Regions from separate parts of the Homo sapiens genome. Here region 1 is linked to region 2. Evidence: read pairs that join two places in POLR2A ChIA-PET (ENCODE). Cell type or tissue: GM12878. All regions are shown on one strand. Links, peaks and the distances in the headings refer to the core of each region. The heading gives the core; the rest is flanking DNA. Region 1 has its middle 25 kb from the start of HIPK3. Region 2 overlaps HIPK3 (homeodomain interacting protein kinase 3).

Region 1 (10,485 bases), core at 2,563-7,562, 110 kb after region 2:
TCGAGACCAGCCCAGCCAACATGGTAAAACCCTGTCTCTACTAGAAATACAAAAATTAGCTAGGTGTGGTGGCGTATGCCTGTAATCCCAGCTACTTGGGAGGCTGAGGCACAAGAATTGCTTGAACCCAGGAGGCAAAGATTGCAGTGAGCCAAGATTGCACCACTGTACTCCAACCTGGGCAACAGAGTGAAACTCCATCTCAAAAAAAAAAAAAAAGAAAGAAAGAAATATGTACCTTAGAGGGTTTAGATAAGTGACTATGGTACAGCCATAAAATGGAATACATTGCAGCATTAAAACAAATAAGATAGATCTTTACTTTTTAAAGTTTATAGTTTATTAATCTTCTTGTGAAAAATCCACAACAGCCACAAATAACATGATTGCAGCACCTTTACTCCTTCGGCTTTTTGCCAGCACCAGCACTGGCCTTTGCACTTCCCCTGACTGTCTTCATTCTGTTCTTGCGTTCCTTTCGTTGCTTTCTTGAGGTCTTTTTCTTCTCACAAAGGCCATGTCTTGCAAGTCAATGTTTGGATTCATTTTTCTCTGCATAATCCAGGGAATCATAAATCATGCCAAAGCCAGTTGTCTTGCCACCGCCAAAATGAGCTCTGAATCCAAATACAAAGATGACATCCGGTATGGTCTTGTACATTTTGGCTAGTTTTCCCTGAATTTCTGTCTTAGGCACTGTTGCCTTCCCAGGGTGAAGGACATCAATGACCATTTGTTTCCTCTGAAGTAGTCGGTTGGACATGAACTTTCTAACGCGGATAGTTACCGTGCCGTTCATGATGGCAGTCTATCCTCAGAAAGCCAGGGAGGAAAAGAACAGATAGACCTATTTTTATTTATGTAAAAAGATATCTAAGACATGTTTAAAAATGTAAGTCACCTATGATCAATTTCTGTAAAATAAAGACTAATAAATATACTAATGTTAATATATGCACAAAAACATATATGAATTTGTAAAAATAACATGTTTTGCTTACATAATCAGTAAAGAAAAAAGAATATAAGCAATCAGTAAGTCTTTGAATAAATTTAATAATGCTCACTGGTAAAATTTCTTCATTTTAAAAATAGTTTTAAGCAAAAGCAGTTAACTGGACCAGGACCGGTTCTAGGTGTTTTCCGATGCATTCTCTTAACTAACAACAATAACAAAAGCTGACTAACCACTTATCACAAGGAGTAACAGGGAAATTCCTGCAAAGCATAAAGTTTTGAGCTAGATCTCTAGGCCAAATTTATTTAGTACAGTTATGATATAAAGGGTGATAAGCAATTATTAAGTATCTAGGCCAGACTTGGTGGCTCATGCCTTTAATCCCAGCACTTTGGGAGGCTAAGGCGTGCGGATCACCTGAGGTCAGGAGTTTGAGACCAGCCTGGCCAACATGGTGAAACCCTGTCTCTACTAAAAATACAAAAATTAGTCGGGCTTGCTGGCGTGCACCCATAATCCCAGCTACTCAGGAGGCTGAGGCACGAGAATCGCTTGAACCCGGGAGGTGGAGGTTGCAGTGAGGTGTGATCGCACCACTGCACTCCAGCCTGGGCAACAGAGTGAGACTCTGTCTCAAAAATAAATAAATAAATAATGTGTAACCCATCTTAAAACACCATTTTAGGAAATACTACGCTGCTATAAAAATATACCAATTTGTTTTTGTTTTTGAGACAGAGTCTTGCTCTGTTGCACAGCCTGGTGTAGTGGCACAATCTCGGCTCACTGCAGCCTCCACTCCCAGGTCCTAGCAATTCTTGGGCCTCAGCCTCCCAACTAGCTGGGATTACAGTCACATATCACCACACGTGGCTAATTTTTTGTATTGTTTTGGTTTTTTGAGACAGAGTCTCGCTCTGTTGCCCAGGCTGGAGTGCAGTGGCGCAATCTCGGCTCACTGCAACCTCTGTCGCCTGGGTTCAAGCGATTCTCCTGCCTCAGCCTCTCGAGTGGCTGGGATTACGGGTGTGTACCACCATGCCCGGCTATTTTGTACTTTTAGTAGAGACGGGGTTTCACCATGTTGGCCAGGCTCGTCTCAAACTCCTGACCTCAGGAGATTCATCTGCCTTGGCCTCCCAAAGTGCTGGGATTACAGGCGTGAGCCACTGCACCTGGCCAGTTTTTTGTATTTTTAGTAAAGACAGGGTTTCACCATGTTGCCCAGGCTGGTCTTGAACTCCTAAACTCAGGCAATCTGCCCTCCTTGGTCTCCCAAAATGCTAGGATTACAGGCATGAGCCACCGTGCCTGGCCAAAAATACACTAATGTAACTCAAGGATTTAGATAAATATGTACTATCCTTAAAGAATAGACAAATAGGTTCTATCCTATTTCCACTTAAGAGAAATAAGTTAATCAGTGGCCAAAGGAGAGAAAATGTGCTTAGTAGAACCAGTTTTGTTCACTTTAGTTCAGTCTCTCTGTTGGTCTAAAATATTTAAAGAATGAATGGACTTTCATACTGATTCTCTACTAAAATCTCATCATATTACTTATACACAGACACACATAGGCATCTATGTGCATGCAAACACATCCAACTTGCTTATTCCCACTGTTACACCAGTACTCATCTAGAGCTGATAAAACACCAAATTATATGGGCACCCATCTAAGCAAATTAGGAAGTGTTGCTTTTCCTGCATTTGCAAAACAAATCCAACATTTTAAAAACACAGCCTAACACAGTTTCAGCTTTTGAAATGAGGAAACAGATGACTAGCTTAAGGAAATCCTAGACCAGATATTTATAAGTTCCAAAGATATCACAGTTGTTGTGCTTCTTTTTAAAACAAGTCTTTTCTAAAGAAGAATTATGACTAATTAAGTATGAGTGCATGAGCATATGCAGGAAATTTGATAAAAATCCAACAAATTAGGGCACAGTCCAGGAAAATCTCTTGGGGGTTATGTTCCTTGCAAGTAGATAAACATCTTTCTTTCTAAAGGTTAATGTTCTTTAAAGAGTTCAAAACTGGCATCATAGGAAGATGGTGCCATTTTGTATGTGACATTGTTGCTATTCCTTTCTTGTCAAAATAGAAAAATATTCTAAAAAGTAAAGGAAATTAATTTGTAAACACTGAGTGTAGTGGAGAGTTTAATTTTTTTTTTTTTTTTTTTTTTTTTGAGATGGAGTTTCACTCTTGTTGCTCAGGCTGGAGTGCAGTTACGCAATCTCGGCTCACTGCAACCTCCACCTCCCGGGTTCAAGCGATTCTCCTGCCTCAGTCTCCCAAGCAGCTAGGATTACAGGCATGTGCCACCATGCCCAGCTAATTTTGTATTTTTAGTAGAGACAGTATTTCTCCACTTTGGTCAGGCTAGTGTCGAACTCCTGACCTCAGGTGATCAGCCCACCTCGGCCTCCCAAAATGCTGGGATTACAGGCGTGAGCCACACCCCCCCACCCCGGCCTAATTTTCTTTTTCTTTTCTTTTTTTTTTTTTTTTTAGAGAGTGTCTCGGCCGGGCGCGGTGGCTCACGCCTGTAATCCCAGCACTTTGGGAGGCCGAGGCGGGCGGATCACGAGGTCAGGAGATCGAGACCACGGTGAAACCCCGTCTCTACTAAAAATACAAAAAATTAGCCGGGCGCAGTGGCGGGCGCCTGTAGTCCCAGCTACTCGGGAGGCTGAGGCAGGAGAATGGCGTGAACCCGGAAGGCGGAGCTTGCAGTGAGCGGAGATCGCGCCACAGCACTCCCGCCTGGGCGACAGAACGAGACTCCGTCTCAAAAAAAAAAAAAAAAAAAAAGAGAGTGTCTCACTCTGTCACTCAGACTGCAGTGTAGTGGCACAATCACAGCTCACTGCAGCCTTGACCTCCCAGGCTCAAGCAATTCTTCCACCTCAGCCATCTAAGCACCTAGGACCACCGGCATGCACTGTCACGCCCCACTCCGCTAATTTAAAAAAAAAATTTTTTTTTGTAGATACAAGGGTCTTGCTATGTTACTCCAACTACTGGGCTCAAGCTGTCCTCCCACCTCGGCCTCCCAAAATGCTGGGATTATAAGTGCGAGCCACTGCACTTGGGCCTTAAATTTTTTTTTAAATCCTGAATCACAGGTCAAAAATAAACTAATTCTTTGGATATTATTTTGTTTGCTACAACAAAAGTTTGCTTAAATATTCTGCAGGCCGGGCATGGTGGCTCATGTCTATAATCCCAGGTACTTGGGAGGCTGAGGCAGGAGGATGGCTTGAGCCTAGGACATCGAGGCTACAGTGAGCCATGATCTGCCACTGTATTCCAGTGACACGGCAAGACCTTGTCTTAAAAAAACACACACACACAAAAAAACTGCAGATCACAACTGCTGTAACGTAAACAAAAGTATCTATAGCTCAATAGGGTTTAACTTCTTATCAAATGTTACAGAATAGTTCTATTTGCTCCTGAATACTGAGTTCCATTACAGCTTTGCATCTGTCTCTGGGAATTATGTTACAAAAGGCCCAGCTTTGCTTATGTATTACTTTGTTTTAATATTTTCTAGTTCTTAAATAACACACTGTTAAGGCCCACATTCAGGAAAAAGACAAATCACTGAAAATGACAAAGTATCAAGTAGAAGCGCTATGTAGTGAACAAATTAAAAGGATTATTTTATTTCATAGCACCATCACAATAAAAATCATAATATACCCTTTTTTCTTCATTTCTCCAAGAAAAAACTATATCCTTATAAATAATAATGTACCCTATTGTAAAAGAAGATATCATATTAAATAAACTTCAACAGATAATCTTTACCTTAGAGCTACACAATTCCCACTTTCCCTTATACTATGAACATTCATAATAAGAAATTTAAATTTTCATATAGACAGATTTTAACTCAATTTTAACATGAATTTTTAAAGGTTAGGGACTCAGGCCAGGCACGGTGCTTCATGCCTGTAATTCTAGCACTTTGGGAATCTGAGGCGGGCGGATCATTTGAAGTCAGAAGTTTGAGACCAGCCTGGCCAACATGGTGAAACCCTGTCACTATTAAAAATACAAAAAATTAGCTGGGCGTGGTGATGCATGCCTGTAATCCCAGCTACTTAGGAGGCTGAGGCAGAAGAATCACTTGAACCCAGGAGGCGGAAGTTGCAGTGAACTGAGATTGTGCACTCCAGCCTGGACAACAGAGCAAGACTCTGTCTCAAAATAAATAAATAAATAAATAAATAAATAAATAAATAAATAAATAAAAATAAAGATTAGGGGCTCATACATAAAAGGCCAATTTCCTTTATATAAATATGTGCCTCCTACAAGTCATTAAGAGACTGCCTTGATTCAAAAATGGACAAAAGTATTAATATTTATACTGCAGACATGCTCATACATTTGTTAAATAATGTATATATAATTCTTTGTACCATTGTTTATAACAGCAAAAGATTATAAATAACCTGGAAATAAATTATGGCATATCCATACAATGGAATACTGTACAGCCATAAAATAAAAATGAAGCAGCTTTCTTTGCAGTAATATGGAACAATTACCAAGCTATATACTGAAGAAAGGAAGATCTAAATTATGTGCATAATATGCTGTCATTAGTGTGGAAGGTAAGGATTTATGGATAATTGTAAACATAATCTGAAAATATAATATCTCTGAAAGAATATTTAAGTAACCAGTAACGGTGCTCTCTCCAGGAAATGAACTGGGTAAGAAGGCGCCAGCGGAAGAAGGGATATTTACTTTTCACTGTGCTGTATATTCTTTTTCATCCTTTGAAGATATCACTAGGAGGATGTGACTTTAATTTCCCAAAGGATTGGTGGCACTGATTTGAGGATTGTGGAAGAGACTGTCAGCTACTATTCCTACCCAATCCTATTGAGTTACAAAGATGGGCTGTGGCAGCAGCCGAAGGCTTAAAGATCAACCAGGCAGGTCTTCAAGAAACTGGTCTCCATTTCACCTTTGTAGAGCCCTTTGCAGAGCCTTTTTTTAAAAATATATATATTTAGTGCTTTGTATTTCCTCAAAAAACTTCTAGTCTAGCCAGGCACAGTGGCTCACACCTGTAATCCCACCACTTTGGGAGGCCGAGGCAGGTGGATCACCTGAGGTCAGGAGCTCGAGGCCAGCCTGGCTAACATGGCAAAGCCCCATCTCCACTAAAAATACAAAAATTAGCCAAGTGCAGTGGCGCACACCTGTAGTCCCAGCTACTCAGGAGGCTGAGACAGGAGAATCGCTTGAATCCAGGAGGCGGAGGTTGCAGTGAGCCAAGATTGCACCACTGCACTCCAGCCTGGGTGACAGAGCGAGGCTTAGTCTCAAAAACAAAGAAACCAAAAAACTCCTAGTCTATCCCACCCCAAGAAATGCATCCTCTCATCTGTAGTGAAAAGAGGGGTTGTCCAAATTTTAAAGTTTTAAAACCCATTTTGTCAATGTTTTTTGCAGAATATATTTTTCTGCATTATTTTATTTATTTATGTTTTTTTTTATTTATTTTGAGGCAGGTTCTTGCTCTGTCACCCAGCCAGAGTATAGTAGTGCCATCATGGCTCATTGCAGCCTTGACTTCCTGGGATCAAGCAATCCTCCTGCCTCATTTTTTATTTTTTATTTTATTTTTCTCAGATGGAGTCTCACTCGGTTGTTCAGGAGTGTAGTGGTGTGATCTCTGCTCAGTGCAACCTCCACCTCCCGGGTTCAAGTGATTCTCCTGCCTCTGCCTCCCAAGTAGCTGAGATTACAGGTGGTACGTGTCACCATGCCCAGATAATTTTTTGTATTTTCAGTAGAGATGGGGTTTTACTATGTTGGCCAGGCTGGTCTTGAACTCCTGACCTCAAGTGATCCATTCACCTCGGCCTCCGAAAGTGGTGGGATTACAGGCATGAGCCACCACACCCGGCCTTTTTAAAATGTTTTGTAAGCTGGGCGCGGTGGCTCACACCTGTAATCCCAGCACTTTGGGAGGCTGAGGCGGGCAGATCACGAGGTCAGGAGAGACCATCCTGGCTAACACAGTGAAACCCCGTCTCTACTAAAAATACAAAAAATTAGCCGGGCGTGGTGGCGGGCACCTGTAGTCCCAAGAAAATTAGCCGGGCGTGGTGGCCGGGCACCTGTAGTCCCAGCTACTTAGGAGGCTGAGGCAGGAGAATGGTGTGAACCCAGGAGACAGAGCTTGCAGTGAGCCGAGATCACGCCACTGCACTCCAGCCTGGGCGACAGAACGAGACTCTATCTCAAAAAAAAAAAAAATGTTTTGTAGAACAAAGTCTCACTATATTGCCCAGGCTGGTCTCCAACTTCTGGTCCAACTTCTGGGCTGAAGTGATCCTCCCGCCTCAGCCTTCCAGGATTAGAGGCATGAGCCACCACAGCTGGCTATCTAGTTTTTAATTTGTATACATTCATGGGGCACAAGTGCAATTTTGCTACATTGGTATATTGCATTGTGGTAAAGTCAGGGCCTTCAGTACGTCTATCACTGGAGCAACACACGTTGTACCCACCAAGCAACCTCCCATCATCCATCCCCTTCCCACCCCTTCATCCCTCTGAGTCTCCACTGTCCATCTACATACATTTATTTTATAAGTTCATTTACATTTATAGTATTTACTCTTATCAAGTCAATCACGGAGAACAATGAAGTCTAAAGTCATTTTGATGAATGTATAAAATAGAAATCGGGAATTATGTGTAATCATTTGTCTTACATCTGCGTCTGCTTCAAATTTTGTTGTTGTTGTTTGTTTGTTTTGTTTTGTTTTGTTTTGTTTTTTGAGACAGGGTCTCACTCTGTCGCCCAGGCTGCAGTGCAGTGGCGCGATCTCAGCTCACTGCAACCTCTGCTTCCCGGGCTCAAGGGATCCTCCCACCTTAGCCTCCCCCGAGTAGCTGGGACTATAGGCACCCGCCACCATGCCCAGACAATTTGTTTTTGTTGAGACGAGGATTTCGCCAGTATATGTTGCCCAGGCTGCTCTGGAATTCCTGAACTCAAGCAATCTTCCTGCCTCGGTCTCCCAAAGTGCTGGGATTACCGGCATGAGACACCGTGCCCAGCCCAATTGACTTTTATACTTTGTTTTGGTTGTATAGTATCACAATACTCATCATGCAAATATGGAGTCACAAGAAGTAATAGATGTTGGTGTTTTATGCTGTTGTTGTTTTTTTAACAGCGTGCCTTGGAACTTCAAGTTGCTCTTTAATTAAACTCATTTAAAAATACAGATCTGTAATAAGAAGTCTGTTTCAAAATTGCATCACTAATAACATCTAACAATGATCTTATAGACGTCAGATGAGAAACACCCAAAACTTACCATAAGCATGAGATCTATCCATAAGATACCATGAGATGGCATACTTTGCTCTGCATTACAAATTATTATTATTATTATTTTATTTATTTATTTTTTTTGAGACGGAGTCTCCCTCTGTCGCCCAGGCTGGAGTGTAGTGGCACGATCTCGGCTCACTGCAAGCTCCACCTCCCAGGTTCACGCCATTCTCCCGCCTCAGCCTCCCGAGTAGCTGGGACTACAGGCGCCCCCCACCACGCCCGGCTAATTTTGTTTTTGTATTTTTAGAAGAGACGGGGTTTCACCATGTTAGCCAGGATGGTCTCGATCTCCTGACCTCGTGATCCGCCCACCTCTGCCTCCCAAAGTGGTGGGATTACAGGCATGAGCCACCGTGCCCAGCTTTTTTTTTTTTTTTTTTTTTTTTTTTTTTTTTTTTTGAGACGGAGTTCTCTCTTGTTGCCCAGGCTGGAGTGCAATGGCGCAATCTCAGCTCAGCGCAACCTCCGCCTCCCGGGTTCAAGCGATTCTCCTGCCTCGGCCTCCCAACTAGCTGGGATTACAGGCATGTGCCACCACACCCAGCTAATTTTGTAGGTTTAGTAGAGACAGGGTTTCACCATGTTGGTCAGGCTGGTCTCGAACTCCTGACCTCAAGTGATCCACCCACCTCAGCCTCCCAAAGTGCTGAGATTACAGGTATGAGCTACCGCACCCAGCCCTACTCCTCCATTTTTTATTTTCTTGTCTAGCCCTTGCAAATAATGCAATTTATACTGCCAAAGTGATACATTTGTTCCCTTTTCATCACATAATTTATTAAAAGGATGCTACTTGTAAGCATTTGCAATTGAAAAGATAACTTCCCAAATAGTTCATTTCCTCTTAGCATTAGTCTGTAGTCCTTTTCTTGACAAAGATGCCTAAAGCATCATTTTTTGTCATAACAGCGATAAAGCCAAGACATCCAATTAGCAAAAAGCTTCTTCCTATTTGAGACAATAGCACAATTTGTTGAAATAAGTGCTTACTGTAAGTTCAAAATGTTTATTATTGTTTTTTTAAATATTGAAGAAATTTACAAAATGTCTTTTTTATTTGTTGGTCTTAAATTCCACATTCAGTCAAATATTGAAGATTCAACTCAAAAGCAGAATATGAAAATTAGCAGCAATTAAACTGATTTGGCGAACATTTAGCAGGACTGCTTACCAAAGCCACCACTTAAAACAGAAATTTCCAGCTCTTATCAGAAACTAAAAACTTTCAGACATTGAGGCATACCTGTGAGATCTATCTGCCTGCCGTGTTTATTATAACTAAAGCACACATCTGCCAGAAAATGGCTTCATGGACCTTTAAAAGTATGAGAAAGGAAAAGTGACATCATCCTTTGAGTCTTACCCTACCAAAAACTCAGAGATAAGTTTTACTTGTTTTTCTGACTGTTGAAAATAGGCTGGTTGCAACATAGGTGTCAGATTGCTTCTCCCTATGTCAACTTCAAGTTCAAATTTAGGAAGTCATTCTCCCATCAGAACATGTTGTACAAATTAACAATAGGTTTCTAAGCCATAAACATATTTTAATAGATCTAAAATTTTCCTAGGTTATTCTTTTTCCCATCTCATTATAAGTGCTTTGTAAAAAGTGATTGCTACTCCTATGAATCACTGAGGGTAAAATAACTTACCAGAATTGAGATTTGGAAGAGAATTTCCCAAGAACAACATAGTATTCTTGGATTTCAATGTTTTGAATACTCCTAGTCATAGATGGGTCTTTTCAGTAAAATACTGAAGGGAAGCAATTGTTGATTTCCTATTATGATTATCATATTAAATTAAGCAAGAACTAGGAAGGCCTAGCAAGACGTAGCAAGGCCTAGCAAGACCCTAAAGGAATGGGAGAAGGGACAGATGAGTTTTTCCAAGTGGAAAAGTATGAAGCATGAAACATTGCTTAGAGAACGGACAAGTCAGAAGAGTGAGTACTGTCACAGTGATAGAAAGGCTTAGGGGTAAAGGATGGTTTTTGGAAGCATCAGGGAATTCATTGGGGAACTTACACAGGGCAAAGTGCAGTGGGTTGTTTTTGTTTGTTTGTTTGTTTGTTTTTGAGACAGAGTTTTGTCCTTGTTGCCCAGGCTGGAGTGCAGTGGTGAGATCTTGGCTCACTGCA
Region 2 (10,485 bases), core at 1,898-6,897:
ACAGCTGGCTTGGTTTCTGTGTCAGCAGAGGATACCAATTCTGTGTTTTCATGAGTGTCCTCCACAAAAGTGCTCTCTGCAAATGGACTGTCATGCCCGGAAGAGTCAGATGTCGGAGAGCCATCCACCGTATCACAACTACTTTCTTGCTCTTCATCTGACATACTACAAAAAGAAAGCATTTTTTATGAGTGATATTTTTTTCCAACATTAAATCTAATGTTAAGTAATATTCAGGCTCCAGTGAACTGATGAGAACATTATTCAGTTATTTTATATATAATTACACCTTTTTCCTTGTCCAATAGCACTTTTTCATAAAATTTCTAGACCCTTAAATTAATTCTCTGTTCCAACTGCCAAACCTAATTCTGTTCCATTTCAGGAACATCATTTTGGCATTTTTTTTTTCTTCTTTCCCTTCCCATTTGATCCTTAGTAGCAGCTCATAAAATTCCTCTTTATAAATTCCAGATAATTTCATCAAGACATGACAAAAGAGGCACTGCTCTGGATAATTTAAATGAAATATACAAACATATATGTATGTGACTTGGCTATTTCAAATTAAATTCTAACATCAGGATATGTGCCTCTGCTGGTAATTTGGGTCCTTGTACCTAACCAGGTATCTGAAAGGTATCCCCACACCTCTGAAGGCCTAGACAGAGCCCCATATTTCTCATCTCTTCCTGACACTCTTGGGCCCTGACAATCTCTCTCTCCTTGGGATTTCTACAGCATTTATTGTCTGTTTCAACCACTCATTCCATACTTACTTACGAATTTGAAGCATCTCTTTTTATACATATTTTTATTTATATATCTTATACGTATATTTGTTTATATATATTTTACATGTGAATGTATAGTTATGTACATTATCAATTTTCAAACCATATTATAAGCAACTTTTAAGAAGATACATTAAAATTTCCTTATATTTTCCATAGAGCTTTGGCTATAAGAATGCAATATCATATTTCCTAAGGAAAAAGATGTGTAAAATTAAAACTTAAAATTTTTCAAATGTTTGTTGCCACTAAAATAAGACTTTATTTCTTTCTTTCCTTCCCCTCCTTCCTTCCTTCCTTTCTAAGAGATAGGGTCTTACTCTGTTGCCCAGGCTATAGTGCAGTGGTGTGATCATAGCTCACTGCAGCCTCAAATTACAGGGCTCAAATAATCCTCCTGCCTCAGCCTCCTGAGTAGCTAGCACTACAGGCATGCAACACCACATCCTGCTTTTTTTTTTTTTTTTAATTTTTGGTAGAGGCGGGGTCTCACTATGTTGTCCAGGCTGGTCTCGAACTCTTGGCCTCAAGTGATCCTCCTGCCTTGGCCTCCCAAAGTGCTGGGATTACAAGTGTTGGCCACTGTGCCTAGACTGTGGCTTATCTCTCAATGCGTTAGTAAATCATTCTGCTTAGGACAAGCTTACTATCTTAGCAGTGGTACATGTCGCTGGCCAAAGGATGGGTAAGCCAGGTTAATATGGATAAAACCATGCAAATCAGTCACCAATGGGAGAAAAAAATCATAGTGGATGTCCTGTAGACAGTGGGCCAGTGAGTACTTCATTATGCAAAACATTCCTTTTTAATTTTGCTAAAGTATATGTTTTTATTCCAAATTTAAGTTACAATAGTAGTCTGTGGGGCTGAAATTAAGAATGTGGCTTTTTTATCCTTTCAAAAATAGATTATTTGGCTGGATGTGGTGGCTCACGCCTGTAATCCTAGCATTTTGGGAGGCTGAGGCAGGCAGATCACCTGAGGTAAGGAGTTCAAGACCAGCATGTCCTGGTGAAACCCCATCTCTACTAAAAATACAAAAAATTAGCCAGGTGTGGTGGCAGGTTCCTGTAGTCCCAGCTACATGGGAGGCTGAGGCAGGAGACTCACTTGAACCTGGGGAGGCGGAGGCTGCGGTGAGCCAAGATCACACCATTGCACTCCAGCCTAGGTGACAGAGCCACACTTCATCTCCTCCCACCCGCCCCTCAGCAAAAAAAGATTATTTAGTTAGGTATGGTGGCTCATGCCTGTAATCCCAGCACTTTGGGAGGCCAAGGTGGGAGCACTGGTTGAGCCCAGGAGTTCAAGACCAGCCTGTGCAACAGGGCAAGATCCCATCTCTACAAAAAAAACTTAAAAATTAGCCGAGCATCGCTGTGCGCACCTGTGGTCCCAGCTACTCAAGAGGCTAAGGCAAGAGGATTGCTTGAGCCTGGGAGGCAGAGGTTGCTGTGAGCCGAGATCATGCCACTGCATTCCAGCCTGGGCAACAAAGCAAGACCCTGTCTCAAAAACAAACAAACAAACAAACAAACCTGTGTTTATAAAAACTGATCTAGTTCAAAAATTGTGTTCAAGATAGAAGTCACTGTGGTAAACTGGCAGGTACTTATTAAACAACAGAAAGAAATCGTAGGCTTTTTAGTAGACTTACTATTTATTACACACTACTATTGAGATTCTTTTACCTATTCGGTCTCTTGCAGGGGGATGGGCTGGACTGCCCTGAGGAGCTGGTACTCAGAGTACTATCAGGACTACTTAATGAACACATCCGATCAATATTCAAAGTGCTCTGGCAAGCTTCACAATCTAGACTACCTTTACATCTAGTGGAAGAGAAAAGGGAAAAACATGAGTCAAATACAAGAAGATACTCTCCAAATAGCCAAAATTTATATTCTTTAATTAAGGATATGAAACTGTTAAGAATGACCTACATGGACAAAAAGTTAAAGCTTACAGATACAAGGAAAATGCTATAATAATCGTGCTAAATGTTATTTAGAAAGTTCCCTGTCTAGAACTGGGTTATCTAATTTAAAGGTTTTACTCCAGAGTACATTGACAAACAAGAAATAAGTCACAGAAAGTTGTTTTTCGGCACACCAAAGGATGCCATCTATATCCTTTGAGGATGCAGCGTTTGGCACTTACTCTCTGAGTGAATGTCTCTGGGAAGTCTCTTCCTCATCAGTGTCACTGCTGATAGTGATGACACTCACTGCAGGACTCGGGGAGTCGGCAATAATGATGGTTTGCCGCTGTTTGTCTGAAACTGATGAATCAGAGTCCTGTCTGATAGATGTTTCACAGCAATTTCTTGCCTCTCCTTCTGAGTTCTGATTGTCCTGTGTTTCTATACAACTTACTTCCTCGACATCTTTCCCATTAATTATCTTTGGAGAAATAAATGCTGAATGTGGGATATTGGTATTCTGTAATGAATTACTCCTGCAACCAAAGGAATAATTTATAATTTCTATAATCAAAATATGTATAATCAATTGTCTAAGGTATCTTGTTAAACCAGAAAATGAGAACCTTCACTTGTTCGAGTTCATGAATATAACACACTAACAGATCTTGAGTTTTTGTGAAATATAAAATAGCTCTAGAAATATCCATGTAGACTGCATTTACATACATTTAAATAGTTGCTTTTTGGTAAATGTGCTATCTGAATGTCCACAATTGCTACATTACAGGTAGATAATAAATCAAAAGGGCAATAAAGACAATCTTACCAACTGAAAGCATTTATTTCCTCTCTTCCTGGCTCCCATTCCATTAGTTTTACCAAAATACCTCTGAGAAATTGAGAAGGGAGCTGGCTTAGTGTTTGTAACAAAGCTATAAAAGAGGTCATTTTGAATACAACAGAGTGACCCTTTAGAGTACATGCAAAATTCATTTAAAAGATTCTCAAAATGCAGAGGAAAGCTAAAGCACCAATACCAACCTGTTCTGGCACTGTTTATTTTTCTTGGTAGTGGCAGGCTGAGGCCAGACAACATGTGCAATCCCCACACTAACTGGCTGAGGGGCAGATAAAGTTATCTGATTGGTCAGAAGAGGCTGCGGCATCACTGAGTTATAATGATTGCTGCATGAAATCATCTTCCTAGGGAGAAGTTCAGAACAATGTTTTTAATCAAGATCTTTCTTTAATCAAGATCTAGTCTGCAAACTATTCACAAAGTACTTTTGTTTTCAGCTTACCCCCAGTCTCCAAGCCTGTGTGAACCAGCCACACTCTCAGAAGTTAGTGTAGTAGTAGCAGGAGCCAGGGGTGTCACCTGTTGCCAGGCAGGCACCAGCATCTGCTGTGTTCTACCAGACCACGTCTGCTTGCAGCAAAGCAAAACAATAGAAAATAACAAGTTATAAGTAATTGAACTTTACCATATCTTAAACTCAAAACTATCTAAAAGTAACAGCTAACAATTATAAACATTAAAGTCCATAACCTACAAAATGGATTAAATCCCTATCCAGGTCATTTTCACTATTTCCCAAAAGCACAAGCTGATATATGGCAAAGAATGAATTATTACCAACCTGAGAAAGAACTCCTGGTCGGATCTGTAGTGGCTGCACAGCTGGGGCCTGAGTTACAAGTGGAACTGTATTATCTACCCTTATTGAATAACTGGTGGGTTTACCATGTGTTGCAGGAATACCTGTGAAACAGAATAGTTATCAAATAAAAGAAAAAATCTTCCTCTTATTTAACTTATACAATTATTTTAAATGTCAAGAATTGCTTAGATTCTGACAGATTTTTTTTTTTTTTGAGACAGGGCCTCGCTCTGTTGCCCAGACTGGAGCACAGTGGCATGATCCATACTGTGGCCTCAACCTCCTGGACTCAAGTGGATCCTCCCACCTCAACCTCTTGAGCAGCTGGGACCACAGGCATATACCATGCCCAGCTAATCTCTTTAATTTTTGGTAGAGACAGGGTCTATGTTGCTCAGGCTGGTCTTGCACTCCTGGGCTCAAGAGATCCTCCTACCTCGGCCTCCCAAATTTCTGGTATCACAGGCATGAGCCACCACACCCAGCCCTGATTGTGGAGTTATGATACCATTCTCTGCATAAAATTTTCATAACACTAACAGAGCAATCTAGTAGCAAAATGAGGTACTTCTTGTCTACTTTGTGATATACATCATTCCAAAAATTATCATAAAGCTTCCCTTTCTGTTTCAAAATGCATACTACAAAGTTGAACGATTTAATTTTCTTGAAACTTCTCATCTCCGAAGTTTGCTATTGAAGCTTTATTTTCCTTTTTAAATAGTTCAGTCACCATGATAAAGAACATGGAAAGAAGAATCTGGCTTAGTATGCTGACAACCTAGCAGGTGAAGGTTCTTCTTTTCATACAAACTTTTAGCTATGCTTAGTTATCTTCTTCTTTAAAACTGTGATAGAATCTTATGCTCCTGTCACCAAAACAGAAATACATCACAACTTCATAATTTAATGGACATAATGGTTCACATAATGGATGAAAATTCCGGGATGGCACACTCATTTCAACCTCCAAAGGAAAGGCAAAACTAACCTATTTACCAATTTGATGATAAAACTAAGGTTTCCGCAATGTGGCTTAATTGACTAGTATTCTTAGCAGAGAGCTGAAACTCCAGAACAAACATGCTACCATTTTGCTTGCCCACTAGGAAAATTAGAAAGCAGGATTACCAGACATGTTAATCCTGTTAATGTTACTATAATGTTAATATAGCTGTTTTCACTGCAAAGCACCTTGCAAATATTAAGTCTTATAATATTGAACTCTGAGAGAGCAAAGTAGTATCACATTCCAGCTTAAAGTTTTGACAAGATTTTAGGGACATCCCCGAAGATCAGAAAGTACATTAATGAAAATCATTTCAGCACTTCATAATTCCAGTTTATTGCAGCAGTTACTTTCAACATGGGCTTGCAAATTATTTAAATATAATATAATCAATTTGGGGATAAATGTGATGTTGAGTGTTTCTCTTCAGGCATAAGAGAAAAATACTACAATTGTTTTCTTTCTCTATTGTAAAACAACCTCAAATTTTCTATTTCACAGATGTAAGTGTTAATCCTAAAGAGAATGTCCATTTCAGCCTGTTTATTTTCTTCACTGAGACTGTTACCTTACTACCATACCAGGGTATTCTACTCTCTGTGCTCCACCTAAAGAGCCAGGTATGAGTCAAGTTTAATAAAAATCTTCTTACTCCTGCTAAAAAGCCTGTCTTGATCATCCAATTCTCCAAGACATGGAATATAAGCACACCCAGGCAGTGTAGATATATTGCAATATATAGACAATCTCTTCAAGAAAAAAAAAATCTCTTCACTTTGACAAGGATGAACAGAGAGAGCAAATTTCCAAATCTGAACAAAAATCTCATTGTCTGTAAATTCTCTCCACAAGCAATGCCTTAAGATGAGAAGAATTCTCCTATATACCCTCTCCACAGGAGATCTAATTTTTGATCAGATTCAACAGTGGGATAAGATCTTAATTTTTGTATAGTTAGTTATTAGGTTAGCTGAAACTTTATCTTTGATTATATTTGCTTTAATACTTGGAAGACAAGACATAAAAAGCTTATGAATATTATTTTAGTATAACAGAAGAGAATTTTGCTGGAATATATTTTACTCTAATATAGTAGTTGTCATCTAGAGGGGATGAATACCTAACTTTTCAGGTCACTAAATAATTTTAAAAGCTTGTTTAATATATAAAACACTCAGATGTTAAATAAAAGCTTAGCTGATTTTTAAAAATAAACTGACTTTTTAAAATAAGCACAGTCTTATGGATATAGTATTTATATACCTATACCTACATATTATAATATCTAAAATATATTAAATGCATTACTTAAACATGATAGCTCCAAAGTAAAATTTTTAAGTCAAAGGGATAAAGTTTATTTTAAAATACAAACCACAATGGTACCATAATTACTATCTCAAATAGCTGCCCAATAATTATTTTTAAATGTTTCTTGTAAATGGATTGACACATTCTGAAGGGAAAGGGTAAATGAAGGGGAGGGGCAAGAAGCCCAATGCTGAAATTTTCTACATTACAATTTCTATATAACATCTACCCGTTAGATACTAAGACTGTAGAGGGAGTGCTTTCATTTCTAAGGCAGACACTCTACTAAGAAGAGAAACAACATACTTACAGAGCCTGCCTGGCCTGTTGCTGCAACTGCACCTGTTATAAAAGCTAAAACATACTGTGCTTCTTCTCACTAGTAATTCTAATTCAAAAGTGCTGTTCATGACATTTAATGGGTTAATGAGTCTGTGACAGTAATTCTTTTCCTTCGATTATCCCATATTGTAAACCACTGATATAGTTGTTACTTTATGTACAGAAAGGTTTCTAACTTTTCATCAATTATAAGCCATATAAAAAGATAAAAGATTTTTCTAACCTCATTGAAATGTTTTAAGAATTATGCTCAATGCTGTTTAGAAATGTGTCTCCGAAGTCTCTTTAAGTTTTTGCCAAAGAAGCTAGGCTCTGAAAAAAAACCTGCTATTCTAAATCTTCGTGAAATATACCACAGTATAAGTGGTGACCCTCAAACTGATTTTGGTACATGGGAGGGATTACTAGAACCAAATAACCTACTTGTTAGTACAGATTATAAATTTAAGTGAAAATGCATTTGTCAAGATAACACAAGTAATAACTGATTAAAAAAAATTTTTAAACAGCAATCTTGCATGCTGAAGTATTTAGAAGTAGTGTCATAAAATCTACCATTTAATTTCAAATAGTACATGTATGTGCACTGTAGGTAGGTAGGTAGATTGATAATGCAAATATGGTAAAATAGTAACACCTGTTGAATCTAGGGTAGAAAACATATTATTCTTTCAATTTTTCTGTATGTTTGAAATTCCTATAATAAACACTTGGGGGAAAAAACTGAAAAACACAACAGCATTATATTGTTAGCATCTATTATTCCTAACACTACAATGATGTGGGCATTTTTATTACCAGAAAGTAATAAAAATGTCACTGTTACAGATACTCACAGACCACCACTGTGGCCACTGGGCCACAATTTCACCTTCAGAATCAACCATCTAAGTTGCCCTTTTATTATACTTTCTATGATATAAATCCTTCTCCCAATGATACATTACTTGAAAATCCAATATATAAAAACAATGAAAATAAAGCTACCCCGATAGAACAACAGTAACTAAAGATCTGACCTGTTTTCACATCTCTTATTACCAGCAAATCAAGTCAACAAACATATTCTTGGTTTTTTATTTGGTACTGAGGTAAATATTAAAATAAAAAAAGTTTTAGAGTTGCTTGAATGCTTAAAATTAAAAAATCAGAGGCTGGGCGCAGCGGCTAATGACTGTAATCCCAGCACTATGAGAGGCTGAGGCAGGCAGATCACTTGAGGTCAGGAGTTCGAGACCAGCCTGGCCAACATGGTGAAACCCTGTACATACTAAAAATACAAAAATTAGCCAGGAGTGGTGGTGCATACCTGTAACCCCAGCTACTTGGGAGGCTGAGGCATGAGAATCACCTGAACTCAGGAGGTGGAGGTGCAGTGAGCCAAGATCGTGCTACCACACTCTAGCCTGGGCAACAGAGCAAGACACTATCTCAAAAAAAGACACACACACACACACACACACACACACACACACACACACACAAAATCAAATAATCCTTCAGAATCAAAATATATTAGAGTTAGAAATGGCCAATATATTATCTATTCAGGCTATTTCCTTCTACTAAGGCTGAAATAAGTAAACAGGCTAGCCTACAATGATACAGCAAACAGGAGAAACAGAATTAGATTCCAGGTGTCCTGACTCAGCACCAACTGTTTTCATTTACTCTGTACAGTATCACCACTAAGTTGGACATGTTGGTTTAGGGCCCCATCTGTAATTGACCTCTTGCATTAACTAGATGTTAAAGCTTAGCAAGGACAAAATCCCAGGAAAGGACTTAGGAAGTAGGGTTTTAGTCCAGTTATTCCAGTAGTGAGGTTTGCTGCTATGATTCCCTAGAAACCACTAAGAGATTTCCTAGTTTAAGAATGTATAGCCAGCCAGGTATGGTGGCTCACCCCTGTAATCCCAACATTTTGGGAGGCCGAGGCAGGTGGATCACCTGAGGTCAGGAGTTCAAGACCAACATGGAAAAACCCCGTCTCTACTAAAAATACAAAATTAGCCAGGCGTGGTGGCGCATGCCTGTAATCCCAGCTTCCCAGCTACTCGGGAGGCTAAGGCAGAATTGCTTGAACCCGGGAGGCGGAGGCTGCAGGTTGCAGTGCGCCGAGATAGTGCCATTGCACTCCTGCCTGGGCAACAAGAGTGAAACTCTGTCTCAAAAAAAAAAAAAAAAAAGAATGTATAGCCTCTTCAAAGGTATTCTGTCACCCATTCCGCTTGAGGATTTAATTGGCTATTTTTATTTAATGAAGGGACATTAATGTAATTGAAATCAATCCATTATTTATTACCTAAGCTATCAATAAAGACTATAATATTTTGGGACAAAACTCTTTTGACCAAAATTTTAAATAACTGAGCTCTCAGTCACTTTTATGTTTAGTATTGGTAGCTAAATGTCTAAAACAGTGATACCCAGTATAGGCCAACCTGTAGCCCAAGTTCATTCATTCCTATTAAGGTATTTTATCATGCTAGACTCTACAGGAAATACAGTTATCATATGACCCATTTTGTTAGTGATGACTGTAACGGAGTTCCAGTCAAGAAATGAGTGTCACTGGTCTGAAGGCTTATTGAACAGCTTAAATTTTTTTTTTTTTTTTTTTTTTTTTGAGACAGAGTCTCACTCTGTCGCCCAGGCTAGAGCGCAGTGGCGCAATCTCGGCTCTCTGCAACCTCCACTTTCCAGCTTCAACCTCCATTTCCCAGCTTCAGCCTCCCGAGTAGCTGGGACTACAGGCACGCACCACCATACCCAGCTAATTTTTTGTATTTTTAGGAAAGCTGAGGTTTCACCATGTTGGCCAGGCTGGTCTCAAACTCCTGGCCTCAAGTGATCCGCCTACCTCAGCCTCCCAAAGTGCTGGGATTACAGGCGTGAAACACCACACTTGGCCTGAACAGCTTAAATTCAAATGTAGCACTAAATGCAGCAAAAATTATACAATATATTTAATGAACAGATTCCTAAACTTATTTTAAAATAAAGCATGCCTAGATTCAAAGCAAAATTTAAATAAAATAATACCTTGAATAGCTGGGGGACAGATAATCAATGTCTGCTGAAAAGCATCACCACAACCAAACTGAGCAGTTCCTGCCTGCAGAGGTATTCCATGGTGCACAACTGAATGAGCAGATGTGGTCAATGCCTGAAACAACGAGCACATTATATAGAGCAGTCTTCTAAATGAAATATACACGCTGTATAAATAGAATTCAAACACATTTCTTAAGATCATAATTCTACTATTAAAATGTGTCCAGAAAATGAGAACAAAAACAAGCTGCCGAAATTAAAATTTAAAAACCGATTCTACTGACCTCTACTTTTGGTAGAGTTGTGGCATAGAAGGGCAGGTGAAAGGTATTGAGAGAATGAAGAGAGGAATGGCAAAAAGTGAATCGGAGTAGATATGTTCCAATT

What was found. ChIA-PET counts read pairs that join two places held together with the same protein. Peaks named below come from ENCODE experiments on the same cell type or tissue, not always from the same donor. Only the 100,000 strongest peaks of a DNase experiment are listed, where the experiment ranks them.
Region 1: POLR2A ChIA-PET joins it to region 2 with 5 read pairs; 3 of 35 experiments call an interaction of 5 or more read pairs at or near these places.

Annotation. Positions count from the first base shown.
Region 1 is chr11:33,227,322-33,237,806 of GRCh38, reverse strand. It overlaps the pseudogene RPS24P15. Among named protein-coding and RNA genes, the nearest start is that of HIPK3, 25 kb to the left of the region's middle. In GM12878, for the core only: no CTCF peak of the experiment used is centred there; no DNase peak of the experiment used is centred there.
Region 2 is chr11:33,341,288-33,351,772 of GRCh38, reverse strand. HIPK3 (homeodomain interacting protein kinase 3) reads right to left here. Exons shown (of 17, transcript NM_005734.5): 8 at 10,087-10,210; 9 at 4,359-4,480; 10 at 4,020-4,144; 11 at 3,760-3,921; 12 at 3,545-3,607; 13 at 2,955-3,251; 14 at 2,486-2,626; 15 at 1-165. Among named protein-coding and RNA genes, the nearest start is that of KIAA1549L, 30 kb to the left of the region's middle. In GM12878, for the core only: no CTCF peak of the experiment used is centred there; no DNase peak of the experiment used is centred there; H3K27ac peaks cover 1,333 bases.